Linked DNA regions of Mus musculus: region 2 is linked to region 1. The links are chromatin loops, found by intact Hi-C in ENCODE. Cell type or tissue: left cerebral cortex. All regions are shown on one strand. Each heading gives the region's core, and the rest is flanking DNA. Links, peaks and the distances in the headings are about the cores only. Region 1 overlaps Gm39168 (a long non-coding RNA gene). Region 2 has its middle 28 kb from the start of Gm30931.

Region 1 (16,330 bases), core at 7,355-12,354:
TGGATGAACTATTTAACAAACTGGTGAATTGTGGAAATCAACAAGGCATGGGTTAAGTTGAAGACAAATGGAAGAAAGATGCAGGGTCTGTGACTTTGTGATTAAATCCACATAGCCTGTCTCACTACACTGTCATCTAACACACAGCACCTAACTGTCAAATGGGTGACAGCACCTTACTTTCAACACCAGGAAGACCAGAGGACCAGAGGACCAGGAAGTTATTTTCCCCTGCAATCTCAACAGTACATCTTGCATCCTCATGGACTTCTTAGAGGCCAGGGTATCTGATGACATTGTCTCTGGCTTAGCTGCTCATTATTTGTAGTTAGAATATTGGTTAATATTTAACTAAGATGCTTGGACAAAAGTTCAAGTTCTATGATACCATTGCTGTATGCAACTCTGTTCTGTGGTGGTCCAAAGTGTTAGAGAGCAGGGTCTGGCATCCACAGTAGCCTTGGTGGTCCAACCTGAGGCACAGGTTAAGTTGCCCAAGTACTAGCTATGTCAACCATATTAATGAAATTTGATCAAGGGGTTCCAGAATATATGAGAAAACACACCCTTGAGATTTTGCAATGTTTCATAAGAACAAGTGTATCGGGTTTCCAGGCAGCCCTTGCTTGCTTGACTTGACTCAACATTGGCTAAGTTGTGCTATTGCCAAAGAGAGAAGTCACTGGGAGCCATACAGGTAGATGTGGCCTCACGGGCACTCTCTGCTTCCCACAATGAATACACATTTTCTGTGGACTCCGCAGGAGCAGCAGATGTCCTTATCCCTGAGAACAGGACTTGGCTTCCCTAGATCCTTCCAAATAAGTGGTACCGGAAGACAATGCTCCAAAGAAAGCTCTGGGCAATTCCCAACAGTATTGAATGATCAGCCTGCAAGGGAGTCGGTCATGCCCTGCAGTGCACTCACCTATCTCGGTGGCCCAGCCTTTTCCTAGTCAACAGGGATGGTCTCATCATAGAAATATTCATTCTCCATTGTTTCTTTAAGAGATTGCTGTAAATTTAAAGCCAGTAATAGCTTCAAATGACACAGATTTAGAATTTTAAATCATTTGCAGTGATGTCAAGGTGTCTGCAGAGTTGCAGTTTTGCGGAGGTTTCATAGGAGGTTGGTTTTTGATTTTTTGTTTGTTTGTTTTAGACATTTATATTCTTGGAGTAACCCTTGTACCTTTTTCTCCAAAGTACATCTCTGTCATCATCACCACCACCACCACGATCACCCCCATCACCACGACCGCCACCATCGCCACCACAATCATCACTACTTGTGATCACACTAGGCCCACTTAAATAATTGAGAATACCCTCCTATCCATTGCAAACCCCTTAATCCCAGCTACAAAGTCCATGTGACATAGAAAGTAAAAGTCTGAAGTTCTGGAGACTAGTGCCATACAGACCTTTGGGGGACAGTAAGCCTGCCACATGGGCATGATGTCACTGATCCCAGGAACACAGAAAACCTGAAAAGACCTGGTGAGGAGAGCAATGTTTTGTCTGGGGACTTGTAGGGATCACTCACCTGTGCTAGGTGAGAATTTATCTTACAGAGGTATTGCTCCGGGACACCCCGCAACATACACACTTTTGATGTCTATATATTCATCAACTATAGTTCTTCCCAGTGTGTTACTTGTTTGTAGTAAGATTTCCCAAAAGGGCTGATCTGACTTGAAAGCCATTACTGGCCCCAATGCCATGTATAGGGGGAAAACGTCAGAATGTTGGCTCCTATTCCACTCAGTCCTTCTGGGCCCAGCTCCATGGTTCTAACATTGGTGTGCTCGTCTGAGCTTTTCATTGCCCAACAATATAAGAGCAACTCTGTAGCAGGCATAATTATAAACCAAAACCACATTATAGCATGCACACTTCCATTCTTTCGGGAAAGCCATGGTGCAGGAGAGCGTGAGAAAGGCTCTGAACACACACACTTGGATAATTCTCATGGCACTTGAGGAGCTGTTTTAATATCACAGAAGGGCTGAAGGGATGGCTCAGTGGTTCAGAGCATGAATTGCTCTTCTAGAGTTTGGCTCCCAGAACCTAAAGCACATGCCTCTCAACTGCCTGTACTTCCAGTTTCCAGAGGAAATCTGCTGTCTCTGGCTTTTGAGGGCATCTGCTCTCATGTGTACACACACACACACACACACACACACACACACACACACACACACACACACGCACGCACAGGATTATAAAAATGAAATAAATCTTTAAAAAGTCACAGAACAGTCCCACTTAAAGATTAAAGGAATATTGATGATCAAACCAGGAAATGTTCATTTCGGTGCTCACTCAGGAATGGTGTTCCGCTCCATTATCCTTAGGATCGTTTACTACCAAAGCAGCCTGGGAGAAGAACACATGATGTCTCCCCTCCACCTCTGTCCTCTGCCTCTTCCAGTCTTCGTTCATCCTGGTCAAGTTTAGCTAAGATTCCAAGTCCCAAAATCCCCGAGTTAAGCCTGGTAGATGGATCCCTCACACCGTAGGCTCGCTCCCTGCATCTCCCCTTTAAAATTCACATTACCTCCATAAGCAGCTCTTCTGGGAGGGTGGGCCTTGGGGAGAATGAGGATGGCAGACCTGCTTGAGAAAGGTCATGATTGGGTTGAGAAGAAGCCATCTTTTCACAAGCTGGAGAAAAGTAGAGCATCTCTCAGGCACTGGGGTCACTGAGACAGGGCTGGACTCCTCCACCCCTCTCCATCTGTGCGAATGGCTATGAAGGTGTGTATCACAATGAGAAAGTGGGAGGCAGAGATTGTTGAGGCTCTGAACCAAGACTTCACCTCTCAGCCTGGCATAATGAGAAAGCGGTATGTTCAAATGAGCCATCCAAAGGCCTGCCCGATCCCAGGTGAGGCGGGGAGGTGTGTCCCCTGGTGGCACCATGGGACTTTGGGAAGAGTCACAGGCAGGGTTCAACATAAGATTGAGGTCCAATTTGTGGGCCTGGAACCTTTCTGGTTAACTCACATGATTGCACTAGAGACTGTTGACAGTATCTATTTCTCCATGGGAGTTGATCTTGAAGAGACCTAGCCAAGAGTGGAGTTGAAGGCAAATACTTTTTAAGTGCATCATAACTAGTGTGCACTCAAGCACGTGCCATATACTGTTCTAAGCCTAGAGCCACTTTAGTGAATGAGACAGACAAAAACCCACTGGCCTCACCCAGCTGAGTATTAGAGAGAAGATGGATAACTTAGAATGTTGGTGGGTGATGAGTGTTAAGGTCAAAATAGCCAAACAAATGGAACAAGGAGTGGGGTTGTATCCTGGATAGGATGGTAAGGTGGGCCTCTAAGAAAGAGGAAATGAGGCAGGTTCATTCTGGTAGCAGGGAATTCATAACAGAGTAGCAGCCTGGCAGAGATACCAGGTAAGACAACGTCCACAACGACTGGAGAAGAACAAGTTTTTTAACAGCATGATGGGAAGAAGGAAGAGGACGGGAGTTAGAGAAATGAGGTGTTAGTATGTAGAATCTTGTAAAAAAAATTCAACGGTGTACTCATTTTATATATTAAATTAAAAATATTGGAACATTTTCAATGAAAAAAAAAAGTTGGTCCAAACTGTTGAAGGACTGGTGCTGAGAAGCGTCTCCACCTCTCCCTGGGGACCTAGGTCCCAACTCTCTTCTGTTCTCTAAGGATTACTGAAGGTCTGTTTATGAGTAACACACACTATTCCGGTTGTAACACTTTTAGGTTGCCTCCTTTGACTTGTAAACAAGTAAAAACCAGCCCACCATTGAGTGTGTTGGGTTATGAGGTCATGAGAGTTTTACTCATCCGCATAACTTCTCTCAGTAGACTCTTATGACTTTGCCAATCTAACCATGAACTCCAGAGCCAGTGAACGTTGGCCTCTTGTTCTGGAATATGGGTAAGTGTGGACTTGGTAACCTATAAAGACACTTTCCGTTTATAAATCGTATCTTCCCTCTCCAAGGAATAACATCCAGCTTCCTAATGTTATCTGAGCAGGGGTCAAATGAGCAATTATCCATGCTTTCTGCCTTCGTGTAAGGCATGAATAATTCATAGGAGATCTAGCAAAATGGGAACAGTATGTCCTTTGGCTGAGTCCCATGAACTCCGGGTGACTAGTATGCAAACAGAAAGGTTTCCGAAGACAGATTCTAGTTTTCTGCCCTCTCCCTTCTACCAGCCTCCAGGAACTCTGTCTAGCATTGAAGCATATAGTATACTGTGTGTTTACCCAGATTAGAGTCTAAGGCCGTGGAGATTCAGATGGGTCAATGACTTTCCCAAAGTAATGTAAGACAGCGATAGCAGACCATTCTCTAAATTCTGGGCGAGGTTCCCCTTCTCCTTCTCCTCGCTTTTATTTTGGTAAATATTCTGCCTCATAAGGAAAGAGATGGCTGAAAATATTTGGTAGGGGATGACAGAGAACTCATAAAGTAAAAGGTTTGTTGCTTTTCACATAATCATTTTTGAAATTATAATTATAATACTTTCCCACTTCCCTCTCTTCCCTCCTATCGCTCCTACACATCCATCCTGTTTTCTCTGGGGTTCATGACCTCTTTATCTTCCATCGTTGTTACATAAATATGTATATATTTCCAAATACATAGATACAACCTGCTCAGTCCATACGATGTTACCTCTCTGTATATGACCCCAGGTAAGACGGCTTGGTATGAGGTAACCAGCTGGGGCTTCTTCCCTGAGGATGACATTTCTCCCTCTCTCAGAGTTCCCCAGCTACCATGGCTCTGTCTAGGGTTAAGGCTCTGAGATTGCTAACCATCGATGTCATCGCGGTTCATGTCTTATTTAAGCACAGGTGTGACATTCTAGCCTCTCTGACATTCCTAGGAGACACCATCTTACGACAAACTGTCTGGTCCTCTGGCTGGGGCTGGGTACCACAAGATCTCTTGTTCTCTGCATTTTGATGAGTCATGGTTTTCTGTCATGGTCTCATCTGTTGCAAAGAGAACTTGCTTTAGTGAGGGGTGAGAACTATCGAATCCCTCCATGTCCAGAAGGATAAATATTCAGAATGTAGTTAGGGACTGGGATAGTTTAGAAAAGGGGAGACTGTAAGTTCTCTAATATTCATGACTTCACTAGCCCTTGGAAGCTGACAAGGTTTCCAGAACCAGGCATCAATCCCCTCCCATGGGTTGGCCAGTTAGAGAGGTCTTGGTGAGCGTGAGTGGAGTGTGCCATGCTGGCCACTGCTCGGCTTTGTAGGCATCATAGCCATGTAAGACATTGGTTGTTTCGCTCTCTTGGAAGCTGGCATAGAGCCTTCTGGTACCACGAAAGCTAGAACTCAGGAAGGAGGCTTTAGGGTCAGGGCTAGCTCAGGGCCTCTGGGTCCTAGGTCGGAAGTATATGGTGTCTTCAACAATAGAGACTTAACCTTCCGCTTCTAGGAGACAACCAAGGGCAGCAGCAATGACCTATAATGTTTGGGGAATCTTTTGGACAATCCTGACCAACAACTCAGAAGGAGGATTTATCTTGAGGATGCAAAGCTGACTCAACAAAGCTGACTCAACAAAGCTGACTCAACAAAGCTGACTCAACAAAGCTGACTCAACAAAAACCAACTCGTGGGATAAACCACACCAACGGTCTATGAAAAAAAAAACATTCACAGGCTCATCTCAAAAGATGCAGAAATAATCTTTGACAAAATCTAATATCGCTTTATGATAAAGGTTCTAGAGAGACTAGAGGTAGCTAGAACATATGTCAGCAAAATAAAGCTATCCATGACTAGTCCACAGCCAATACCATCGTAAATGGAGAAAAACTTGAAGCAATCTTAGTAAAATCAGTAAAGAGATAGAGCAGTCCATTATCCCAATTAGTTTTCAATGTTGTGCTTGAAGCAGTAGCTGGGACAGTAAAACAGGAATAAAAATTAAAGGGATATAGACAGTGAAAGGAGAACTGGAACTATCCCTGTATGCAGGTGATATGATGCTATACATTAGAGATCCCCCAAATTCTACCAAAACACTTATAGAAATGATCAACACTTTCAACAGTGGGACAGAATGCACAATTAATATTCACAAATTCATAGCTTTTCCTTTTTTTGTTTTTTGTTTTTTTGAGACAGGGTTTCTCTGTTTAGCCCTGGCTGTCCTGGAACTCACTTTGTAGACCAAGCTGGCTTCAAACTCAGAAATCTGCCTGCTTCCCGAGTGCTGGAATTAAAGGCGTGCGCCACCACACCCAGCATTTTTGTTTGTTTTTCAAGACAGGGTTTCTCTGTATAGCTTTTCCATAGCCCATCAACAAACATACAAAGAGTTTACGAACACACTCCCATCCGCAATAGCCTCGAAGAAAAGAAAATATCTTGTAATAACCTAAAGGAGATGAAAGACTTCACAATGAAGAATTCCAATCTCTACAGAAAGCAATAGAGAAAAACACTAGAAAATAGTGATATCCCATGCGCATGGATTGGTAGAATTAATGTTGTAAAAATAAGTATTTTACTCCAAACTATTTACAGATTTGATGCTATCACAATCAAAATCCCCATCTCTTTCTTTTCAAAAAAAAAAAAAAACCCAACTATCTCAAAATTCATATGGAATCATAAAGGACTCCAGATAGCCAAAATAATCCTGGGCAAAAAGAACACTGCTGAAGGGATTATCACTCCAGACCTCAAGATACATTATAGCTATAGTAATAAAAACAATATGGTACTGGCATAAAAACATACATGTAGATTAATGGAACAAAATCAAAGACCCAAACACGAGTACATGTGTCTTAGAGTTTTACTGCTGTGAACAGACACCATGACCAAAGCAGCTCTTCTAAGGGCAACATTTAATTTGGGCTGGCTTACAATTTCAGAGGTTCAGTCCATTCTCATCAAGGCAGGAACATGGCAGCATCCAGGCAGGCATGGTGCAGGAGGAGCTGAGAGTTCTACATCTTCATCTGAAGGCTGCTAGGAGAAGACTGGCTTCCAGGCAGCTAGAATGAGGGTCTTAAAGCCCAAGTCCACAGTGACACACCTATTCCAACAAGGCCACACCTCCAAAGAGCGCCACTCCCTGGACTAGGCGTGCTCAAACCACCACAGCATATAACTATAGCCACCTAATACCCAACAAAAATGCCAGAACTATACACTTGAGAAAAGACAGCATTTTCAACAAATGATGTTGGGACAACTGGATATACACATGTAGGAGAATAAAATTAGACCCACACTACCTTGCACAACAACTCAGTACCTCCTCAGAGATGGGAGACCTAAATGTGAAATCTATGCCACTGAAACCGCTAGAGGAAAACACAGGCAATACCTACATAATATAGGCATAGGAAAGGACTTTCTGGATAGGACTCCATTTTCCTGGGAATTGTGGTCAATGATTGACAAGTGAGACTTCACAAAACTAAAAGGCTTCTGCATAGTTAAAAAAAAAAGTCACTCAAGTGAAGAGGAAAGTAACAGAATGGGAGAGAATCTTTCTGGATGGATGAAGGTCCAAATACGTAAAGAATTAAAAACGGGAAGAGTAATATAAAAATGACCCTTTCAAAAGTGGGCTTGGGACTTCAACAGAGTGTTTTCGAGAGAAGAAATAACAATAGTTAATAAATGCCTCCAAAGAATGACCATTGGTCCTCACAATTAGAGAAATTAGATCAACAAAATAGCCGGCAACAGATGCTGGAGAGGATGTGGGGAAAGGAGACTCCACAACACTGTTGGTGTGGCAACTAGAGAAAGCAGGGTGGTTTCCAAAAAACTTAAATACAAATCTACCGTATGACCCAGCTTTACCAGTCCTTGGCATCTGTCCAAAAGACTCAACATGGCACTCCTCTGAGCCTTGCTCGGCCATGTTCTCGGATTCTGAATTCAAAATAGCTAGGAAACAGAAACAAGCTAGAAGCCCAATAACTGGCAAATGAACAACGAAATGTAGCATACATACACACTGTGAGACTCAATAGATGAATATCTTACTATTTGCAGCCTAGTAATATCTAAAAGTTGAAAAAGTTTCAGTACCCTGGACAAGCAATGTAATCAATACGTGTGTATAGATGCTTGAACAATATTGTAAGATCAAGAATCCCCGAGATGGCCAGGCAGTGCTGGTGCATGCTTTCAATCCCAGCACACGGGAGGCAGAGGCAGGTGGCTCTCTCTCTCTCTGTGGGTGCCAGGCCAGCCTGGTCTACAGAGCTAGCCCGGCTCTGTAGCCAACGCTACACAAATAACCCGAAGAAACCCTGTCTTGAAAAACAAAAACAAGATGAAAAGGAATCAACACGACCAAGGTCTCTATCAGGTGTTCTAGAAAGTCTATCAGAATGAACTCTGTCAGCTGTGGTGAGAAGAAAAACAGAATCATGAACTTGGCATGATGGTTTGGATGAGAATGGCTCGTGGGCTCACAGATTTGAGTGACTGGTCACCAGGGAGTGGCACTCTTTGAAAGGATTAGGAGGTGTGGCCTTGTTGGAGGAGGCGTGTCACTTTGAGGTTTCAAAAAGGCCATTCATTACAAGCCCAGCATCTCTCCCTTCCTGGTGCCTGTGGATCCAGATGCAGAACTTGTCACTCCTCTAGCACCATGTCTGCCTGCATGCTGCCATGCTTCCCGTCATCATGTCAATGGACTAAATCTCTTTACTGTAAGCCAGCTCTAATTAAATGCTTTCTTTTTTATAAGAGTTGCTGGGGTTATGGTGTCTCTTCACCGTAGTAGAACACTAAGACCGAGGGGAAACTAACAGTGAGGATGTCTGAAATGTCATACAGAGACGTGATCTATGTACCTAAAATTATAAAAAAAAATACATAAAAGTCTGTGTCTCCATTGTTTACACAGTGTTCCCTCCAATAGCCATAACCGAACAAAAATCTCAGAGCCAATGATCGAGAAGCCTGGGAATCGTTTGTGGGATGGCAGAGAACTTTGAAAGTATGAGGCTTTGTTTGTTTGAGGCAGAAGTCTCTTTCTAGTAGCCCTGGCTGGCTGCCCACTGTCCTGGAACTCATAAATGTAGACCAGGCTGGCCTTGAACTCACAGAGATCTGCCTGCCTCTGCCTCTGGAGTGTTGAAATTAAAGGCAGGCACTACCACAGCCTGCAGAAAGTAAGAGTCTGGATGATCACTATGAGATCGAGACCGAGGCGCCCTATGTTCCTCAGACTCTCCATCCTCTTGCTTCAGTTTCCTGAGCGCACAAGTGTGCACTGCCATCCTTGTCTTACTATTGAATCTCTTTGTTTGCCTGGGGGTGGGGTGGGAGTTACTCTGGCTACAGCAAGCTTGTGCAAGACAGAGGACAGCTCACAGGAGTGGTGCCTTCCTTTATGCAGACTGGAGAATTGAACCTGTGTCTTGGCAGCAGTACATTTGCCTGCATAGCCACCATAGTCATCCTTTTTGCTTTTAGTATAAGTACTTCTAGATCCAGGGCATTAGAAATGGCAGTAGAAGATTGATTCTCTAAAAATGGCAGCAGGATAAAAATAAGAGGCATTTCATCTTATAGCCTGCAAATTTTTTTTAAAAGAAAAGATCTTAGGTCATTTACTCTGGTCACTTATCAATTTTTGTCACTAGGTGTCCCCTTGGTTAGTAAATCAGAGGCAGCCCAGCCAAGTGCCTGGAAGTAGTCAGCAGCTAACACGATGCCTTTCTGCCAGGTGTGTGTGTGTGTGTGTGTGTGTGTGTGTGTGTGTGTGTGTGTGTGTGTAAGAGAAAGAGAGAGAGAGTGTGTGTGTGCGCATGTGTGCACCTGTGTGTATGGGTGTGTAAGTGTGCATGTGTATGGGTATGAGTGTGTGTGTATGGGTGTGTGAGTGTCTGTGTGTGTGTACCTGTGTGTGTTTGTGTATATGTGTGTATGTGTGTGTGAGTATGTGTCTTGTGTGTACCTGTGTGCTTGTGTATGTGTGTGTATGTGTACCTGTGTGTGAATGTGTGTGTATATGTGAGTGTGTCTCTGTGTGAATGTGTATGTCTGTGTGTGTGAGTGTGTGTGTACCTGTGTGAGTTTGTGTATGTGTGAGTATATGTACCTGTGTGTGTGTATGTGTGAGTGTATGTGTGTGCCTGTGTGTGTTTGTGTATGTGTGTACATGTGTGTGTGTAAGTGTGTGTGTGAGTATGTGTGTCTCTGTGTGTATGTATGTGTGTGTGTGTATGTGTCTCTCTGTGTATGTATGTGTGAGTGTGTGTACCTGTGTGTATGAGAGTGTGTGTATGCATGTCTGTGTATATGTGTGTAGCTGTGAGTATTTGTGTATGTGTGTGTGAGTGTATGCCTGTATATGAGCGTGTCTATGTGTATTGGTGGGGGAAGGGTGCTGGAGGAGGAATTCTGGCACACACTGCCTTTTAACCCAGGCTTTCTAGCTGGGGACTGACTGTAATTTAGAATGAAGAGATTACATGCAAAAGGCACATTGTCAAAATCCAATTTCCACTCCAAGAGATGAATATGGCCCAGAATAGATCCAGAACGTGATTAAACTGCAGAATGGGCCTCTGAAGGGAGGCTGGGTTGGCTCAGGTCCAGCGAGGAACAGTCTAAGCCTCTCTCTGGGCCTACCGGTCCTTTTCAGGCCAATCTGAGAAACTGGACTGCCTGGTGTCATTTCAGGTGAGTTCTTATCTTAACAAACCAAAGTCGATTTTATGACAGAGTGCCAGGATTCAGACAACCTACTACTGGCCCACATTATTCTCTATCCTATGGCTCAATCACCAGGCCCTGGAGTATTCTCTCTGTAGATGGCCTTTAGGGGTATTTAGAAGGTGATTGGCATCAGAAGAACAAGTCCAAGATGGGAAGGCACTGCAGCTGATCAGTCAGAGTGCTGCTGGCAAATGCCAACAAGTGCTTGATGTTTCTTTCTTGAATCTCCCTCACCCCGCCCCCATCCCAGCCACCTTAGAATTCGAGCAGAACTTCCAGGGATGCATGAGCAGAAACAGAGTCCTTCACCCCTAAAAGACAAGTTCTAGAGTCCCGGAGAAATTGTGTTAACGGTGTGCAAGGCAGGAAGTATGAGTGTACCCGTGATCAAAGCCTGACTTAGCTCCGTGTAGCTACCGCTGGGAGCTGGCCAGCAGGTGGGAAAAGGGAGGTGATATTGCTAGCTTTGTTTGTGCAGCTGGAAACTCTCAAGTCCCATCTTGTAAAACCTTTAAACACACTGGTCTTAAGGTGACCTTGGAGCAAGGTGGGAGGTTGGGAGTGATGGAGATTGCAGGTGTGGAAGTGTGTTAGTAGATGTCAGCAGTTAAGTTTGATGAGTGGATGGAAATTTCGCATAGCATCAGGTGTCCATATCTGAGTGGTGTTTCTGATCCAGCACCTTTTCAGGGACGGTGGCTGGACATGAAATCAAGCAAGGAGAAAGGGTGGCTCCAAGTTTCCCAGCACCGGTACCCCTGAGAGAGCTTGCAGGCCCATGTGGAACCAGGAGAAGTGGAATCCAGGCAGGGCATCCAGATTGTGGTAGAAATGTGGAGATGTGCTCAGCTGGAGCCTGGGCCTGATGGGAGGCTGGGAAGTCGTTGAAGATCTCCTGATAGTTGGACACAGCCAGATCACTCCAGCTCCAGGAATTACTTAAAAGTCTCACCTGCCCAGCACGTCTTTCTGCCTCTGTGAAAGATGGAATGAGACCCAGCGAGTGTTCTGAGTGACTTGATCCAAAAGCTGCATGTGGTTGACCAGATGGATGTCCCTCTCGACTTCAGGTTTCCACTCAACTAAAGCACAAATGGTTTATCTTTAAGGAACCATGTATTTTCCACTTCTGTGGCAGAGGACAAAATGTGAATAATTTCTAGCGTCCCTCTGTGCAGCATGATTGCTGGCACCTTCCAAAGCCCTGAGGACTAGGGACCCTCCCTCAGGTGCAACTAAGGCATGAACCCTACAAACCCTCTTAGTTAAAGAAGAAGAGCAAACAAATATTCATGAACTCCTCCACTCTTCGGCTGGAAATGTAGCTCAGTTGGGTTCTTGCCTAGCAGACATGAATCCCTAGGCACCACGTAAGACAGACATGGTGGAGACTACCTGCAATCCCATGGCTCAGCAGATAGAGGTAGCTTTCCTTCTCTTCACTGATACTTAAAGCTAACACTCACCACTGGTCTCCTATAAGTGGCAAGTAAACACTGTCAAAATCTTCTATTCTCTAATCACCTATTGTGTAACTAAGCTGAAGGTGGTTTATTTTATTGGCAAAAATAAAAATTGAATGCAAAATGATTTTAAGAGTATAACAAGAATCATCAAAAGTGTGTGCACTTGACATCTTAAGAGGTGACTTTTGGGGCTAATCCTTGTTTGCTTCGGAGCTATACTGGGCCACTACGGGGGGCGGGGTGAGCAGACACTAGACTCGCAAAATAACTGTCTGAGGGACAAGAATCAGAAACTTCACACAAAGAGATCACCACGGGGTCTAAGCCATGGTCTCTTTCATCTCTCACTTTTCTCTGACCCAGTGAGACACAGAAGGGGCCTTGGGCTGCCGTCCTGCGTGCAAGGACCTCATGTTCTTCCCAGACAAAGGAGCAAAAAGTACCTTTTGTGGTGACCTTCCCCTGTTTCTGGATTATACTTCTTCCTGTTGCTTCCTCTGACATTCACCTAAGATGTGCCATCTCTGGGGTTGCTGACAATATCTGGTCATTTTTGGAGACTGTGTCCTGGTAAAACTAACATTCTACCCCATCAGAGAAAGTTCCCTCAATGGGGAAAAGGCTGCTCTCCACATCGCCCTTGGTCACACCTACTTACCTCCCGGTTACAGGTGTAACTCATTTTTTCCCCCTGGGGATGTAGGATGGCTGTTCACTGTGATGCCTGTCTTTCTCAGGGTTATTAGGGAAGTTCACAATAGTGGGTAAAGGGCTGGATTCTTCTGAGTATTTTTCAGTATTGCTATTTAGGGAAGATCCCAGTCTTCATCCAGAAACCATGAAACATTTGAGTGTAAACCACCAGTCAATTTGCTAGTTATATGTCACCAGCCTTGAAGTATTCCTCAGTGTGCTGGTATGAGTGAGAATAGCCCCCATAGGCTCATATATTTGAATGCCTTGTTACCAGGGAGTAGTACTATTTGAAAGGATTAGAAGGATTAGGAGGTATGACCTTAATGGAGTAGGTGCAGCCTTATTGGAGGAAGTGTGTCACTGGGGGATGGGGGTGGGGAGCTGTGTGATTTCAAAAGCCCACACCTGGCCCAAGTTCTCCCTGTCTCTCTCTGTCTCTCTCTGTCTCTATCTCTGTCTCTCTCTGACACACTTTGCACTCCCCTCTCCCCTTATGCCTAATTCTTACCAGTGATGTCATTTCCAGCTGTTTAGATTCAGGACTTTGTGGTTGGTTTTCTTTTCCCACATGACTGGAAGTAGAGAACTTTAGCAAACAAGAGGAACGAAGTTAGCCCTGCGTCACCTTTTGAAGAGTGTTATGCAAGAGAGCAACTTCCCTTACAAAGGTGAGACTAATCCTCTGTTCAACGAAGTCACTGAGTGTTCTGGATTCAACCTCGGTGCAAGCACCCCTGATGACCCTGACTAATAGGATAAAACCTTCTCTGTTCACACATGACAGAGGAAGCATCCTTAGCACAGTGGGCACAATGTTCCGAGTGTGATGGCCAGAATTCAGTTAGTTATCTTGAAATTGATCCAATGTGGGATCAAATGAGAAAAAAAGAGGACCGGTTTCATCCTGTTTGTATTGTCATGAGGAAGATGTTTGAGTTCCTTAATTCTCTCATGCTCGGAGCCAAGAGCGAGCTTAAAAATCACCCGCAGAACACACAGGAAGTGGATTCTGAAGGCACCTTTCTGTGTTAATCCCTTCGAAGGCCTAGATAAGAGGGATTTCTTCTGACTCAGATACTGGTATTGCATATATCTGTCAAAAAAAATTGATCTTGGAAAAAAGCATTGGAGCACACATGTGCTTGACGCCCCACTGAGAGAGCAAGGTCTTAAAACGTACTTTGCTCACTAAGCAAGAAGAGGTTGATGAACCCGGGAACCAGGCCTGATAGAGTTGCCCTTGTGGCCTTCCTGGCAGCTATTCCGTGGTGACGCTAACAAGTCTGTCAAATACACGAACAAACATCTGGTGATGTAGGCACATGGTAGGAATATTCTTCAGTCTTTAAAAGAAAACAGTCAGAAATGGGAAGCCAAAATAAACCTTTTCTATCCTGAACATGGATGCACCTTGGAGACCATGTGCCAAACAACAGAAGGCCGGCACAAAAGGACAGCTGGGCACTTCCTTGAGGTTCCTAGACAAACCCATTCACTAAGATGGAAGGCCGAACGGAAGTTGGAGGGGGGCGGGGGGAGGGGGATGCTCCTGCACAACAGGGTTTACTTAGGGGGGACAAAAGTGCTCTGGAGATGGAGAGCAGTGGCTGCCATACAATGCGCCTGTGCTTCATGCCTCTCAACTATAAACTTGAGATGGTTAAAATGATAAATTGTACTGCTTTTATCAGACTTCCCAATTTTTTTAAAAAATTTTTTTTCTCAGTTTTTCTTAAATGGAGGAAAGTGATATGGTAAGTTAGAGGAAATGTTTGACGCATTTTAGGGACACTGAGGTAGAAGAATGACACCCTGGGTGGAGGGTTGCAATTTCTTGATGCTGCTGTGTGCATTGCTAATGTCCTGCAAAGGCCATGGTTGGAGGCTTTGTCCTTGGGGCTAAGGCAGCATTGAGAGATTAATGAGGCAGTTTGGAAGAAGGACATAGAAAAAGGAATCCTGGGGTCTAAGGTGTTCCCTGAAAGAACACAGGTCCTTGCCTCTTCTTTTTCCTCTCTGTAGTCACTTATCTTGAGGTAAGCCAGCTGGCTCTGTCATACTTCCTAGTATGATCTTATTCCTCCCTACAGGCCCAGGCACACAAAGCCCACTGCTGCTGGCCTGAAGCTGCTGCATCTGTAAGCCACGTTCAGCCTTTCTTCCTTGGAAGTTGATTGCTTCAGACATTTTTATCCCAGCAATAGAAAGCTAATCAACACAGATAAAAAGAAATAACTTCAGCAGCAGGAACGATGCTCTCAGCTCTGGCCACTGCCCCCTGATCTCAATGGCAATAAAGAGTAAAATGCAAAAGTGAGGCATTGTGGGCGAGAACTCAAAGAAGGGCGTTGTCGGAGTCTGAGAGCTCACGACAGGGATCTCAGGAGAAAAGCCAGTCTGTCTAGATCTTAATAGATGGGTGGTGACTTCAGCTTAGAAAGTAGGTGGAGAGAGGCTGGGGATGCAGTTTAGTTGATAGAGCATTTGCTTAGCATGCATGGAGCCCCTGGTTCCAGCTACAGAGCCACATAACTGGATATGTGGCACTTCTGTAAACCCAGCACTTGGGGGGCAGGAGAATCTGAAGCTTGGGAGATGATGCAGTGGCTAACGCACATTTGATACGAGCCTGACAGCTGGAGTTTGAACCTCCAGAACCCACTTAAAAAGCTAAGCAGCCATGGTTGCTGCCTGTCATCTTGAGGCCCAGACAAGAGATCGCCAGGGCTATCAAGCTAGCTCAGTTAGCTGGAATTAGTAACTCTGGGTTCAGTGGGAGACCTTAAAATAGAGAGAGATTAATCCTTCAACAAGTTTGGGCCTCCACACACGTGTGCACACATGTGCACACATAGTCACATGAGTGCCCACACACATGTGAATAAACATGCACACAGAGACAACATCCCTAACCTCCAGATATGAAAAAAAAAAATTCAAGCTCATCCTTGATGACATAGATAGTTCAAAGGTCATGGGGGAGGGCATAGGTTCTGTTCCAAATAAAGACGTGAAAGAAAGAAAAGGAAAGAGAAAGAGAAGAGGAGCGAAGGAAAGGGAACAGGTGGGGAGGAAGGTAGTGTTCTGCATGGTGGGACATGGCTTGCTGGGCCTTGAGTGGGGAGTTGAAAGACCAATTTGAACAGAGGAGAAGACTCCAGGGCAGAAGGAGGTCAGGTTGGGTCAGATAAATAGAGAGACTAAACAATTTCTCCATTGTTTAAGTAACATTTGAATTTTAAAATAGCTTCAGATCCCCTAGCCATTGCAAAGGTGACACAGAATACACAGACAGCCCCTACCTAGTCCCAGTTCTTGGCAACTGATGAGTCAGCCCTGACAGATGGCAATTAACTGGGCTGTAATTATCCAGATTTCACCCGTTTTCCTTGAATATCGTTTCACTTCTTTCAGGATTTCATCCGAGCTTGCATCCATCCAGTATT
Region 2 (16,330 bases), core at 4,631-9,630, 67 kb after region 1:
AATCTAAGTGGATCAAGGAACTTCACATAAAACCAGAGACACTGAAACTTATAGAGGAGAAAGTGGGGAAAAGCCTTGAAGATATGGGCACAGGAGAAAAATTCCTGAACAGAACAGCAATGGCTTGTGCTGTAAGATCGAGAATTGACAAATGGGACCTAATGAAACTCCAAAGTTTCTGCAAGGCAAAAGACACCGTCAATAAGACAAAAAGACCACCAACAGATTGGGAAAGGATCTTTACCTATCCTAAATCAGATAGGGGACTAATATCCAACATATATAAAGAACTCAAGAAGGTGGACTCAAGAAAATCAAATAACCCCATTAAAAAATGGGGCTCAGAACTGAACAAAGAATTCTCACCTCAGGAATACCGAATGGCAGAGAAGCACCTGAAAAAATGTTCAACATCCTTAATCATCAGGGAAATGCAAATCAAAACAACCCTGAGATTCCACCTCACACCAGTCAGAATGGCTAAGATCAAAAATTCAGGTGACAGCAGATGCTGGCGTGGATGTGGAGAAAGAGGAACACTCCTCCATTGTTGGTGGGAGTGCAGGCTTGTACAACCACTCTGGAAATCAGTCTGGCGGTTCCTCAGAAAATTGGACATAGTACTACCGGAGGATCCAGCAATACCTCTCCTGGGCATATATCCAGAAGATGCCCCAACTGGTAAGAAGGACACATGCTCCACTATGTTCATAGCAGCCTTATTTATAATAGCCAGAAGCTGGAAAGAACCCAGATGCCCCTCAACAGAGGAATGGATACAGAAAATGTGGTACATCTACACAATGGAGTACTACTCAGCTATTAAAAAGAATGAATTTATGAAATTCCTAGACAAATGGATGGACCTGGAGGGCATCATCCTGAGTGAGGTAACACATTCACAAAGAAACTCACACAATATGTACTCACTGATAAGTGGATATTAGCCCCAAACCTAGGATACCCAAGATATAAGATATAATTTGCTAAACACATGAAACTCGAGAAGAATGAAGAATGAAGTGTGGACACTATGCCCCTCCTTAGATTTGGGAACAAAACACCCATGGAAGGAGTTACAGAGACAAAGTTTGGAGCTGAGATGAAAGGATGGACCATGTAGAGACTGCCATATCCAGGGATCCACCCCATAATCAGCATCCAAACGCTGACACCATTGCATACACTAGCAAGATTTTATTGAAAGGACCCAGATGTAGCTGTCTCTTGTGAGACTATGCCGGGGCCTAGCAAACACAGAAGTGGATGCTCACAGTCAGCTAATGGATGGATCATAGGGCTCCCAATGGAGGAGCTAGAGAAAGTAGCCAAGGAGCTAAAGGGATCTGCAACCCTATAGGTGGAACAACATTATGAACTAAGCAGTACCCCGGAGCTCTTGACTCTAGCTGCATATATATCAAAAGATGGCCTAGTCGGCCATCACTGGAAAGAGAGGCCCACTGGACTTGCAAACTTTATATGCCCCAGTTCAGGGGAACACCAGGGCCAAAAAGGGGGAGTGGGTGGGCAGGGGATTGGGGGTGGGTGGATATGGGGGACTTTTGGTATAGCATTGGAAATGTAAATGAGCTAAATACCTAATAAAAAATGGAAAAAAAAAAAAGAAAATGCAAAACAAAAAAAAACAAACAAAAAAAAATAAGTCAGTGACATTTGCAACCTAGGAAACAACTTAGCCATCCTAAGTGCATCGCCTTTCAAATGCTTGTGGAGATAGCAACGAGGGCACACAAGGAAGGCTCCCTGACAAGCTGCAGGTGAGACGAGCCAGTGGCAGAGAATATTCAGTGCAGTCCCAGAGAGTCACATAGATAAGAGCAGCTGTTCTCCACGTGCCTAACATCGTGATTAGCAGTTCTGGGTTTGGTAGGAGTAATGACTAATCGTGGGACCACAAACATGCCCAGGTGTGCCCTGGTACCTCCCATGAACCCTCTCCCACCTGCATGTTTGTGCAGAAGTGCACTCAGGCCAGCAGCTATAGAGAAAAACAGATTTCTGGACTGTGCTGGAACTGGTGGGACGGGTGTGTAATCTCAGCTCCCTGAGAAGCTGCAAGAGTAGGATCAGGAGTTCAAGACCAGGCTGGGAAACTTGAGACTCCCCTCCCTCAAAAACAAGAAGTCCAAACAGGACTGAGGATGTGGCTTAGTGGTAGTAATCCTGTCTGACTTGCTGGAGGCTCTGGGTTCAGTCCTCTGAGTGTGTGTGTGTGTGTGTGTGTGTGTGTGTGTGTGTGTGAGAGAGAGAGAGAGAGAGAGAGAGAGAGAGAGAGAGAGAGAGAGAACGCCAAGGGTAGGATGAGATAAAGAAGGAAGGAGGGCACAGAAAAGAAAAAAGGAAGGGAGGGAGGTGTTCTGAAAAACTTTATGTCAATTTGACACAAGAGAGGAGAGAGCCTCAATTGAGAAAATGCCTCCCTAAGATCTGCCTAGAGACAAGCCTGTATGGCATTTTCTTAATTAGCAATCAATAGGGGAGGGCCCATCCCATTGCACCATCCCTGGGCTGATGGTCCTGGGTCAAAAAACAAAACAAAACAAAAACAAACAAACAAACAAACAAAACAAAACAAAATCACCATGCTGAGCAAGCCATAGAGAGCAAGCCAGTTAGCAGTACCCCTCCATGGCTTCTGTATCCACTTCTGCCTCCAGGCTCCTGCCCTGTGTGAGTTCCTGTTCTGACTTCCTTAGATGATGAACAGCAATGTGGAGGCGTGAGCCAAATAAACTCTTTCCTCACCAACTTGCTTTTGGGCCATGGGGTTTCATCATAGCACTCGTCGTTCCAACTAAGGCAGAGGCAAAGCGTCTTTCTCCTGTTTCAAGGAGGTGTGGGTCTAGTTCCAGTTAGGTGGCTGTGAAGACCAGTGCCTGGCACCGAGACGACAGAGAAGTTTCTAGACCCAGTTCAGCTAACACCACCCAATGGTTCTAGGAAAACTGCAGAGCCACCCTGGCTTGTTTTTCTCATGAGGATTTGTTCTTTCCTTCAAAACAACTGTGACAAACGTTACCTGGAGATCACAGGTACATTAACAGAGCACACGCTCACATCTCCCAGAAAGAGACACGCAGAGTTGAGATTGTTGGCTTGTTTCATTATATTTTTTAAATAATGTTTATTTATTGAACTTGAAGTGTTTCATAATCTTGCCTTTCTCCCGACCGATATTGAAATCTCGCCTGTATCATTAACGTCTGCATGCTTCCCCTTGCTGACATATACCGGCATGTGACGGTGTAATGTAGGCTGCGATGGCTAAAACTTTCTCTGTGAAATCCCTGGTAAGGGTGAGGGTAACCGCAGCAGAAGTCCTGTGCAAAAAGCGATCCCCCCCCCCTGCAGCAGGGCCTCCTCACACTTGCGTCATGGCTCACTCCACAAGGCCTGATTTCCCAGCTTGGGTTATGGGTCTGTTCATGGGAGCTGGGTGGGCTCAGCAGTGGACACACAACAGAAGGCGATGACTTTGCATCTCCTGATTGGCAGGGAGTGGGAGGGGCTCCATGACTGACAATTGAAGGAGCCACTCTTGTGCAGGCATCTTCAGCTGCAGAGATCATGGTTGCAAAGGCTGTGCGGTGCACAGAGGATGGCATTTCCAAGCTCATCAGTCTCCCTGTCTCACATTCTCTCTGCATCTTGTATGACCCCCCAGGCTTAAATGGGGTTGTTCCATCCTTTTTATAAATGTAACACTGCTATAGGAAGGGTGGTGACAAACTAATACATATTTTTTTCTTCTCTTTATTTTGCCCAAACCGTAAGTAAACCTATTCTTCAAACCCACACTTCTGTGTCCCTGTTCCCTTCTGTTTTGCTTTGCTGTTTTGTTTTGTCAAGTAGAGAGCAAAGGGCCCCAGGTGCAGGTTCTGGGCTTAATGATTCTCTAATCTCTAGGTAAAAGGTCTCAGACAAGGTCAGTAGGACAAAATTCAGCTTGCAAGAAAACAGATTTTAACTCGATTAGTGTTGTGCTTTAAACTTGAGTTAGCTCACAGTGAACTTTCAGATTATTGAGGGAAAGGCCATCCAGTGACCTGACCCGACTCGGGATCCATCCCATGGGAGGGTTCCAAACCCTGACACTGTTCCTGATGCCACGTTGTGCTTGCAGACAGGAGCCTGGCATGGCTGTCCTCTGAGAGGCTCTACCAGCATCTGATGGACACAGATGCAGATACGTACAGTCAAGCATTGGGCTGAGGTCAGCGAAGAGTTAGGGGAAGGATTGAAGGAGCTGAAGGGAGTGGCAACCTCATAGGAAGACCAACAGTGTCAACCTACCTGGAGCTCCCAGAGACTGAGCCACCCACCAAGGAGCAGACGTGGGCAGGTCTGCGGCCTCTGGCACATATATAGCAGAGGACTGCCTTACTGGCCTCAGTGGGCGAGGATGTGCCTATAGAGACTTGATGCCCCAGGGAAGGGGGATGCAAGGTGGGAGAGGGTTAGGTGTGTGTGTGTGTCTGTGTGTGTGTGGGGGGGGGCACCCATTCTGTGGCAAAGGGGAGTGGGATTGTGTAAAGAACTCTTGGAAAGGGGGCAGTAAGGGCGACAGCATTTGGAATGTAAATAAATAAAACAATTTTAAAAAAGCAAACGGAAAGGAAAAAAAATCCCAAAGATCCCACCTCATTGCCACCTTGCATCAGTTGGGTGAGGTAAAAGAGTGGGTTCTTTTAGGCAAGTCCTAAGGACTAAGGCCTGATTCTTATTGCAGTCTTGTCGCTGAGAAGAAGCACGAACGTGTGGCACTGGGGTCACCTCCTAATGGCCCTAGATTGTTCAGCCTCTAGGAGCTGTGGACCCAGGAGACTTGCCGTGTCTGAGACTTGGCTTGCTGTGTCCCCAGGTGTACCTGAAATTGCTGATTGTGGGTCTCCTGCTGCCATCCTCAAGGCCTGGAACAGCCTGCAAGCCGCAATGTAATTTCTTCATTCCTCTCCCATGACCGCCACCGAGTCCTCATCTCACCCGTCCTCATCTCTGACGGCTTACCTCACTAGTCCTTTATCTGTTTCCTTTCTAACCAATCTGTTCTGCTGGGGTCCACATTAACCTTTTGTCTCTTACCTATATGCTTCCCAATGGCTGGGGCATCCTAAAGACTGGGCTCAGAGCTGCTCAGAAAGGACCTTCGCCCACCAACTTCTGAATCCTGCTCTGGCCTCCATCTCCTGCCTCAGAGGACACCGAGATCCTCTTGTCTGTGCAAACAGCCTGTTCAGCAAGGCAGATTTTGTACTTTCCTTCTACCTGGAACATAGGCCTCAGGAGTCTCAGACCTTTGAGCATCAAAGATCAACACTCAGAGAGAGAGAGAGAGAGAGAGAGAGAGAGAGAGAAGGCAAGCTGGCTTAGCAGGAAGGAAAGGCCCTTACTGCCAAGCCCGTGGCCCGAGGTCAGTCCTTGGGGCACAGTTCTTCCTCCAGTCATGGCAGAAGAAGAGAACTTGCTCCTAAGAGTTGTCCTCTGACCTCCACATGCCTCCATAAATAATTACACAGGTAATTAAAAATGAATACTAATGTGGGAAGTGTCCACTTTATTGGGCAAAATATGACATACTATGAATGGTCTACCATGTATTCTGACCTTGATTTCATAAGAGAAAGAAGAAACAGTAATATTCCCAAAGCATAAAACCTCACCCCATTTCCAAAGCCCTTTACAGTGGATAAACTTAGCTGCTTAAGTGGTTTCTGTGGTGCCTGCTTCCCCTGCCCCCTTTTTCTCAATCCAGTGAACACATAATCACCTCATTTCTTCTGGGCTTACCTATTTACCCACTCATCTCTTATTTCTTTCCAGAAAGTTCTAACCATCCTTGAGGATCAAGCTTAAATGCGACGTCTTGGGTTGGGGGTGGGGGGCAGTCTTTAGGGCCGGGGACAGGTGGACCCTGATGTCCTTGTCACATGAACTAAATGTTTGCATGCTGGCATCAATTGCATTGGTGGCTTGTTCCTGTGACTTGTCCATAGGTTCACTGGCCGGCAGTCCAGTTTGGCAGAACAGAGAGCATGTGTCCATGTGGCTTCAGGCCACAGGTTGATGTTGGCTGTGGGACCTGACAATACAATAACTGTATTCTGGAGTTCCTAGAAGCTGCCTGCTACCACGTACCCTGCCTGTGATTGTTATGTCAGGTACACAGTGAGGAAGGGCCGGCCTGGACAGTGAATGATGAAGTTCTGGGAAGACAACATGCCTCTCTCTGTGTTCATCCTTCACTTGCAAATTCTGGGCACCGTTGGATGCCTTCCCTATACTCAGCCTGCTCCTGTGTGGTTTGAGAACGGCTGCCTGAACCCTGCCTACCTCGCAGTGGTATGAGGCTCCAAAGGAGCTGAGCACACCCGCCAAATTTTAAGTTTCTGTCTCCTTGACATCTCCTCGGGGCCTGACAGCTTATTGGAAATTTTATAGAATGTTCCCAGAAGCCAGTCTGCCCTCTAGGTGCTTAGGTTAAGTAGATCATTTCTTGTTTTTCTCTCTATTTTTTTTGAGGGGGGTGGTGTTTGTGGGGATGGGCAAGAAGTGAGTAACTGGAGATTAAACCCAAGTGAGAAGTTGCTCCGTGAGATTGGCCTGCAGGGATGTCTGCAGGGTATTTTCTTGATTGCTGTGATGTGGATGGGCCCAGGTCACGTGGACAGTGCATTGCGCTGGGGAGGTAGCTGAGCAAGTCAGGGGAGGACAAGCCACCATGGACAAGCCAGTAACCAGTCCCCATGGCTCCTGCTGCTGTTCCTCCTGCCTTGACTGCTTTGGATGATAGCCTGGAACCTGAAAGCCAAATAAACTCTTCATTCTCCCAAACCGTCAGCAACATATCAGAGCAGTAGAAAGGCAAATGAAGACAAGGAGACAGGAGGCTAGCCATGAGTTCAAAGTCAACTTGTACTACATTATAAAGGAGACCCTGTCTCAAAAATGTTTTTCTTTACCCTTGTGTGTGTTCAAACCTGCCTAAGAGAAGGACACCTTTTCACATTCCCAAAGAAATGGCTTAATAAACATAAACACACACACACACACACACACACACACACACACACACACACAGTGTCTTTGGTTAAGTTAATGAAAACAACACTTGACCAGCAATTGGGGGGGGGGGCGGGGAGAGAGAGAGAGAGAGATCTTTCTTTCCTTATGACAGGATTCGATCTTTCCTGTATCTTCCAGCAGCTAACACTTGGTTTGGGTGTTTGGTTTAGTTTGTTTGCATGGGCGAAGGGGACAGGTGCATGAAGGACATTCTGTGTCAGTAGCAACCTTAGCAGGGATCATTATGAGCCAGCGTCTCTGAAGTGGAGTCTGGGGATGGTGGAGAAAGCAGCCTGGCTGGGCCTTTGCCAAGCTGGCGGCCATCCGGAGGCCCTGAATCCCTGGAGGATCTCAAAGTCCCATGAGTCACGGCTCACAGGATCCACCCACTCACCAAGGGCCTTGAGGTGCCTGTCAGTTCCTGGGTCCCTCCATCACTTCTTTGGGGTGTTCTCAGCTTGTGCAGCAACCCCAACCCACACCACTTACAGGTTCCTTGCCCTAGCGACTTAGGCTCTAGAGCAGTTCATCTTGATTTTTGTTTTTATTTTTAAACTTTAAGCATTTACTTCTTTTTCTTAGTTCTTTTTTAATTAATTAATTAATTTTATACTTTGGCGTATACTACCACTGCTCTCTTCAGACACACCAGAAGAGGTCATCAGACCCCATTACAGATGGTTGTGAGCCACCATGTGGTTGTTGGGAACTGAACTCAGCACCTCTAGAAGAGTAGTCGGTGCTCTTAACTCCTGAGTCATCTCTCCAGCCCAAAGCATGTATTTCTTATTATTTGGTGTATGTCTGCACATGTACACATGTTTGTCACATGTGGGAGGAGGTCACAGGACAACCTTCAGGATTCGGTTGTCTCCTTACACCATATAGTTAGGTCAAGAGGATTGGCTTTTATTGTCAGGTTTGTCAGGAAGTGCCTTTGTGAACTAAGCCATCTGACCAGCCCAGAGCAACGTTTCTCACTTATTTCCAGGTACTCCCCATCTAGAAGGGACAAGTCTCATCAGCCACAGGCTCCACAGGCTAAGCCTCCATAAGTATGCATCATTTAACCTTCTTCCTCCCTTGCCTGGGTCACGTCAGGCTTTCGGGGATCTTGAGCTGAATCTCTGCATCTGCAGGAACTTTAAGCTCATCGGCTTACGTTCTTTCTGCATCAGAATTTAAGCTTCGGACCGGACTTAGGTTCCTGCCAGTGTTGTCTTAGCAAGGCAGAACTCTGGTTAGAAAGCTGTTCAGGTGTCTTTACTCCCTGGCTTTGTATCCTCATTGCATCGTGTCTCAGGGTTAGCTTTGATCCAGGCAAACCCTTATTGGGATACAGCTGGCTGTGATGTGATCACTATAACCCCAGCACTCAAGGGGTGAACGCAGGACTCGGAGTATGTGCTTATACACTCTACACAGTGAATTCCATGCCAGCCCGGGGTTATTTAGTAAGAACTTGTCTCAAAAACAGAAAAGAAAGATTTTTTTTAAAAAAAGTTTTGTCAGAGGGTAGAATGGGAGGGAGATAACAACTGGATTGTAAAAAAAAAAAAGATAATTAAAAAAAAAGTTTTATTGCAAAAGCTTCGACAGAACGTGATAAAAAATGGTTACTTCCCCCTTTACCTCCTTTTTTTGGTTGGTTGGTTGTTTCAAGACACAGTTTCTCTGTGTAAGTGCCCTGGCTGTCCTGGTACTTGTTTATAGACTACGCTAGCCTTGAATTATCAGAGTTCCACCTGCTTCTGCCATCTGAATGCTGGTGTTAAAAGCATGGGCCACCAGACTCAGCCCTTCTTTTGAGAGGGAATCAGGAGCTGCGGGTGTCACTTGGTTGCTAGTGAGCTTGCCTAGCCTTAGGGTTCCATCCCCAGTACAGCATCTTCAGACAACTAACTCTGAACAGTGTTGCTGCGAATCTGATGGACAAACGATTGCTATTTTATTTTATCTTCACCCAAACACCTCTAGTGGGGCCACATACACACACACACACACCCAACACTGCCACATGGAGGAACTAAGGTTCTAACGTCTAAACTTTGTGTGGGGACACTCAGATCTTAGGAGGCACCTATTAATAGCTACATCAGGAAAACACTGTATAGGACCGTATAAGCAAATTAGGATATATTCAGTATACGGAATATGGGCTGATGAGGTAGCTATCCCTGATTAGAGAGTACATCCCTATGTAGGGCAACAAAATACAGACCACATCAAACACACACCCTTTCCAGGCTCTGGTGTGTGGTATTTGAAAGAAAGTCTACCCTTGATCATCCCTTAATAGAGCAGTTGGCTCGACTCTCCTGTTACTCTTCAACCTAGAAACAACACAGAAGTTAATCTCACTGAGGTTCTTGGTAAAAATCACAGCCCATTCATATATGCTCTTAACAATTATGTTCTTAAAGATCTCTCAGTCAGATGAGCAAAACTCTTAGAATATATGCTGAACACAGAAAAGCAGACCATAAAACACATGATCTATATAACTTATACACTCTCTATAACTTATATATATACATATAACTCACATGTAATATAATTTATTTATATATATAATATATATGTGTATATATTATATATATATACCTATATATATGAATTATATATATTCCTCTGAGAGATGAGGTGGTGAGTAATTTTATCCTCTTTTCTAAAATTTTCTTTGAGTTTAGTTATTTAATTCTTAATTTAAAAGTACTTTTCTTAAACCAAATTCTCTTTAGAAAGATTTATTTATTTTTCTTTTATGCGTATGAGTGTTTGGCCTGCAATGTGTGTATGTGTGCTACTTTTTGTGCTTGGTGCCCGAGGAAGTCAAAAGGAGGCATAGGCTTTTCTGAAACTAGAGTTAAGGCTGACTATGGGACACCATGTGGGTACTGGAAACCAAATCCAGGTCCTCACATGAGCAACAAGTGCTCTTAGCCACTGAGCCATCTCTCCATACCTGTTGAAAGGTCTGTAAAGAAAAGAAAGACATAAGGAAAGCAGAAGAAGGTGGCAGGAAGGGAAAACAGCATACAAGGTGCTGCAAGTTACCAAGGCTGTGTGGAAAACACAGCTGGGAGTTTCCTAGAGTGAAGAGTTACTGCATGGCTGACTTTGCAAAGAGCTCTTCTTTGAACTCTTGCTTGGGGCTCCTAATTGTTTGGAAGCGCTGCCAACAGGTTACTGAAAGTTAATCCACGAGTTGGACAACTGGGCAGGTGAGATGGCTCAGCTCGTAAAAGCACCTACTGCGCAAGACTGAGGCCCTGACTCTGATCCCCGAACCCATGTACCATGACACACACACACACACACAGACACACACATACACACTCATACTCATGCATGCACATGCACACACATTTGTACACACACAAATATAAAATAAAACTATGCTTCAAAAAAGAGTCTAACAACTGCTACATGTAGACCATCTCCTGTGATGACCATGGTGGATAGAGACATCTGGGAATGTCTGAAGTGAACGCTAGGAGCAGTGGGAATTCTTTTCCTTACTGTGGACAACTAACGCAGGGGAAGAAGATTCTGGCTCACAGTTGCAGCACTTTCAAGTCAACAGTGCTGGCCTGTGTAACTTAGAGCATCCTGGGAGATTGGTTCAGAGTTGCTTACCTCGAAAAGATGGAAGTACAGCAAGACAGGAAGGGGTCTACCTTCAGGGATCCAATGTACCTTTCAAAGGCACTTCCTGGGGCCTACTTCCTCCAACCGGGCTTCACCTACTAATAGTCCATTCAGCTATGGATCCATCAAGGAAGAAATCTATTAATGAAGTTAGGTCTTCGTGGTCCAATCACCTCTCAATAGCGCCAACAGCTGGGGATGAAGCCTCAACCAACAACCTTTGGAGCTGCTTTTTAAAAAGTCCAAACCAGAACAAATTAGAATAATGTCCAGAGGACAACAAAGGCAGGTCTGGTATTGAAAAGATTTTGCTCAATTTTAACTCTAAAGGGAGAGTCTTTGGTCTTGACCTAAAGTGTTGGTAAGGCTCTTCGGTCTGGTACTCAATACTACCCCACAACCCAAGGCTAATGATATTTCCAACCCTCACCTCACTTTTCTACACGAACCTCTCATTTCAGGAGCAACTGTGCACTCAGGTTCGCTGTCCCTTAGCCTTTACGCAGATCTTTCCTTTTACCAAGAATGATCTTCAGGAGAGGTCCCTAGGGGCCCGAGCCACTAGAAAAGAATGTTAGAGCACTCAAGGTTTTCTCTTAAAACATTTCTTATAATTTTATATGCATGGGGGTTCCTCCTGTGCATAGTCTGTGCATCACATGCATGCCTTGGTGTAGGTGAAGGCCATGATAGGGGGTCAGATGCCCTAGAACTGAAGTTACAGATTGTAGTGAGCAGGTATGTGGGTGCTGAGACTAGAACCCTGGTCCTCTGGAAGAGCAGACAGTGCTCTTAACTGCTGAGCCATCTCTCCAGCCTTAGCAGTTTTCTTTTTACTGAGGAGCACCAGATTGGTTTATTTTCAATATCCTGTCACTCTTTGATGTTTTGTTTGTGTCTATGCCTCCGGGGATCAAACAGCATGCTCTTCCTACTGCTGCGCTGACATCCCTGTCCCCTTTGCATCCAGAACACCGCCTCCTCCTTTGAAGTTAGGTATGGCTGATATGACTAAGTTCTAGCTGAGAGAACCATGTGAAATTTTCCACTGTTGCAACAGAGGCAGCAGCTTACTCTGGGAAAATCACAGTAGCCTAGGAAACTGACTGGTGGGGATGGAAGCTAAATGGTTGACAACCTGGGACCCGACTCGCCACCTGCCTGGCAGGGACTACCCATCCTTCAGGAGCCAACATACACAGTTTGGACTTTGTGTATTTTAGAGTGAACTCACGTTGACTAATACACATTAGGGCGAGAGCTTATTATAACACATATTGGCTGCTATTGTTTCTATATTTTTTGGCTGTTCAGCCAAGACTTGTAAGGCTTGGGTCTGGAAACCTGACCAAAGGGATGAGGGGATGAAGAAAGACACACAGACACAGAGACAGAAAAGCCGTGATTAGGTGGGCTGTGTTTAGTCTGATACAATGGCACCAACAATTTAAAGACTCAGAACCCCAGTGTGTTCACTATGTACAGCACAAGGGTAGGGGTGGGGATGGCAGAAATGTTCATCACTTTCTGTAGGTCTCTGCAGATCTCTGTAGACCAGCAGTCTGTAAATACCCAGGAAGAGGAAGTACCAGTTCCTAGTTTTGGGTTTGGGGTGTTTTTTTTTTCCTCACACTGATCAGTCATTTGTAAACACTCAAAGTGGAAGTGTCTTACCTCTCCCATGGGTCTGAAGAATTAGGGTTCTTGACTTCACTGTCCCCATGTCAACAATACACATTCACTCAGGACTTTATCCACTCTCTACACATTCACTCAAGGTTCCTTTAGCTCCCACAGTCTTCTCTGCTTTGATTAGATGCAACTTCCCCATGGACATATCCATTTCAAAAGCATCTTCCCCCAGACGGATTTCCAGCATAGAGACATGCATAAGCAAGCCTTTGGTAAAGAAGGAGTCATGGAATACTTCTCAAATAGGATGAATCTGGGTCTGCTTTTATTATTACTGTTCTTGCTTTCATGAAGGTTATTTTCCAGGCTTCTCTAAGATGCTATGTCCTTCATATAAAATAGTGTAGTACCTGTGTATGATCTGGGAGCATCCTTCTGGACATGCCACATAACCTCAAGATTATGTATAATATAAATAATATATTATATCTAATATAACACACATACAATCTCATAGTGCATTACATGCTATTGTAAACAATCATTGCATACTATTATTCAGAGAATAAGGACAAGAAAATACCTGTATATTTGGTAGATGTACAATTTTTTCCAAATATCTACTTGGTCGTATCTGTGGAACTCCCTCAATATGGGAGTCATTGAAAAATTATTTTTGCAGTGCTAGGATCAAACTCAAGGTTTTGCCCACACTAGCAAGCACTTGTCCACTGAGCTACATCTCCAGCTCTCCTCAGTTTCTTTTTTTTTTTTAAGATTTATTTATTTTATTTATGTAAGTACACTGTCGTTGTCTTCAGACACACCAGAAGAGGGCATCAGATCTCATTGTACATGGTTGTGAGCCACCATGTGGTTGCTGGGAATTGAACCCAGTGCTGGAAGAACAATCAGTGCTCTTAACTGTTGAGCCATTTCTCCAGCCCCTCTCATCAGGTTTTAATAATGAATGTTTTTAAGTTAGCATATAAAATAGTAGGTTCATAATGGCATTTCATACATGTGTATCATAGTACTTTGTTCATGTCCACCTCCTCTTACCTTCTCTTGTCCCCCCTCCTTAACCCAATTGTCCCCATAACCTTACACCTGCTTTCATGTCTATGGTACACATCTAGATACTGCATATGAGGGAAAGTATGTGATATCCTTCTTGCAATTGGTAAGTTTTGCTGTTAAAGAAGTTGAGATCTAATGTAGTCTTAGTGAGTAGCAATCTAAGGAAAATTTACAATGGATGTGTCTGAAATACTCTTAGAATTTCACTGAGAGATATTTGCCACTGCAATCCTGGGATGCCATGAAAATAAATATAGGACAGGGAAATAGGTTAGGAAGAGGCTCAATGTTTCCTGATCCAGCTCTACCACCTCTACTGTGTCCTTCAACTGCAGTTCCCAAGGGCACACTGTGGACCAGCAGTTAAATAGCATTCAACTGTACATCTGTATGCTTGCCCCCACTCAAGGGCTAAGGTGATAATGTGATCAAAATCTATGTTTTGATTTGTTTTAACTAAATGTAGAGCACAAAATGGATAGTGCACTTCCATGGGAGGAAGAAAGATCACAGGAAAACTCCTTTAGTAAGTATAAATATGAGATGGAAAAATAAACACATTTTTAACGTGATTTGGTAGAAGAAATATTTTCTTTACCAGGACACTAGAAAACCTGCCAAGAGTTATCAAACAAGGAAGTCCAAGGTTCCATTGCAGGATCTCAATAAATATTTGTTGATTTACTGGTCGGTGTGCTAATTCAAGCAGAGAAGGAATTCTGTCTCTGTTTTAAAGTCAGATATTCTAAGTGCTCATTCAGAACAAAAATATGCTTTGTCTTCCACTAAGCAACCCCACTATCCCCTTATCCAAACATACCCGGGAAAGGATCTGATGTAGCCCTTGGCAAACAACTATGGAACTTTCATACCAGGCTCCTTTCTTTTAGGCAAATATTGTCAGTTACTTTTAGCTATTGACAATACCATAGAATCTATGCATCAAGCTCAACATAGTAGGATTAAATCCCAGATCCCCCAGGAATTTCACACACAAAAAAAATCTTTACCCTTGCAGAGTGCCTCTGTTCCCCACCCCTGGCTTCTTAGAATAAACCTCAAAGGATGACTGTAGCCAAGCTTTCAAGGCAGAAAGACTCTGAGATCCTTTCAAACGTGCAGCAATCAGAACTATTGATTCCGAAATTGAGCCATTTCCAGCGGTATCCTTGAATTGGTGCATTATAGTAATTAGAATGCATCTTCTATTCAACGCATCCCAGATTGCTTTCTATTCAAGCATATTCAAAATGTATTTTTATTCAACATATTCAACACGAAATGTTCATCTTTCAGAAACTATTCCTCACTTGGCAGCCTCAGCCTGTCGGTGCCTCCTGATTTCATTCTAAAGCCTTGGAGAACATTTGAGTGATAGGTTGATATTTCATTCTCATTTAAATTATGATTCTTTTAAAGGATGCTCTTTAAAACGCTAAGGTAGTGCACCTGAAAGAACATCATTTAGAATAGTGGAACGTCTTCCAAATTGGATGACTTGTTTCAGAGTGGGTGACACTTGTTCCACACTTAGTCCCTCATCTTGTGGCTGTACCCACCATGTGGTGGCAATCCACTTCAGGCCTTGGGAATAAAGAGTGTCCTAAGCCAGGGCAGAGATTTTCATGAGCAGTTTTTGTACAGAGATGTTTGAAAAATGATTACTCTTAATAATTTAGCATCTTTCTAATCCTGTGACAGAATCGGCTAAGCTTTTATAAATTAGTAATTTTGGAACCGTCCTATGCATGTCTATGTAATGACTGAGAAGCGTCAGAAAGGAAGGCTCATTTTCCATCTACGGGGCAGTTAACTTAGCAGAAAAACTGCAAGCTCAAACAGGACAGCCCAGGGGCGGGGAAGATGCTCACAGGGTTAAGAGCGCTAGCTGTTCTTGCTGAGATCTTAGGTGGGTTCCCAGCCCCCACAGGGTGATTCATAGTCACCAGAAGCTCGACTCTGAGCAGATCCAGTGCGGCCTTCTGACCTCCATTGTTCCCCTCCCCCACAGTACACGCATATATACCTATGTGCAGACAAAGCATTCATATGCTTAAAACAAATAAACCTTTTAGAAAGGGACAGTTCAGAGTGGGCAAGATGGCCCAGTGGGTAAAGGCATCTGCCACAGAGCCTGATGACCTGACCCACATGGTGGAAGGAAAGAAGCAGCTCCCCTCCTCCAACACACACTGGATGGATAGATAGATAGATAGACAGACAGACAGATAGATAGATGGATAGATAGACAGACAGACAATAGATAGGAAGAAGGAAGGAAAGAAGGAAAGAAAGAAAGAAAGAAAGAAAGAAAGAAAGAAAGAAAGAAAGAAGGGAGGGAGGGAGGGAGGGAAGGAGGGAGGTAGGGAAGGAAGGAAGGAAGGAAGGAAGGAAGGAAGGAAGGAAGGAAGGAAAGAAAGAAAGAAAGAAAGAAAGAAAGAAAGAAAGAAAGAAAGAAAGAAGGGAGGGAGGGAGGGAGGGAAAGAAAGAAGGGAGGGAGGAAGGGAGGGAGGGAAAGAAAGGAGGGAGGGAGGGAAGGAGGGAGGGAGGGAGGGAAGGAGGGATGGAGGGAAGGAAGGAAGGAAGGAAAGAAAGAAAGAAAGAAAGAAAGAAAGAAAGAAAGAAAGAAAGAAAGAAAGAGAAAGAGAGAGAGAAAGAAAGAGATAGGTAGACAGATAGATGGTAGATATACATAAAAAATTTTAAAGACAGTACAAAGACGTTTTTAAAGCACCACTAACTACAACAAAAAAGCTACTTTGAAATTTATGCATGCTGTCAAGAGCCCATCTCATCCTTGTCCGGTGATGGGATGCACAGGAAGATTGGTGGTTAAGGGAATTTCGAAGGAGACAGCTCTTCAGGAATGATAACGTACATC

Evidence for each region. Peaks named below come from ENCODE experiments on the same cell type or tissue, not always from the same donor. Only the 100,000 strongest peaks of a DNase experiment are listed, where the experiment ranks them.
Region 2: a loop joins it to region 1, with 2.0 times the contacts of the local background. A loop is called at or near these places in 3 of 42 quality-filtered maps.

What each region holds. Positions count from the first base shown.
Region 1 is chr8:46,313,370-46,329,699 of GRCm38, forward strand. It overlaps Gm39168 (a long non-coding RNA gene), which reads left to right. Exons shown (of 4, transcript XR_001778549.1): 4 at 11,413-12,360. Among named protein-coding and RNA genes, the nearest start is that of Gm39168, 20 kb to the left of the region's middle. In left cerebral cortex, for the core only: no CTCF peak of the experiment used is centred there; a DNase peak (open chromatin) is centred at 10,477.
Region 2 is chr8:46,383,215-46,399,544 of GRCm38, forward strand. No RefSeq gene overlaps it. Among named protein-coding and RNA genes, the nearest start is that of Gm30931, 28 kb to the left of the region's middle. In left cerebral cortex, for the core only: no CTCF peak of the experiment used is centred there; a DNase peak (open chromatin) is centred at 7,418.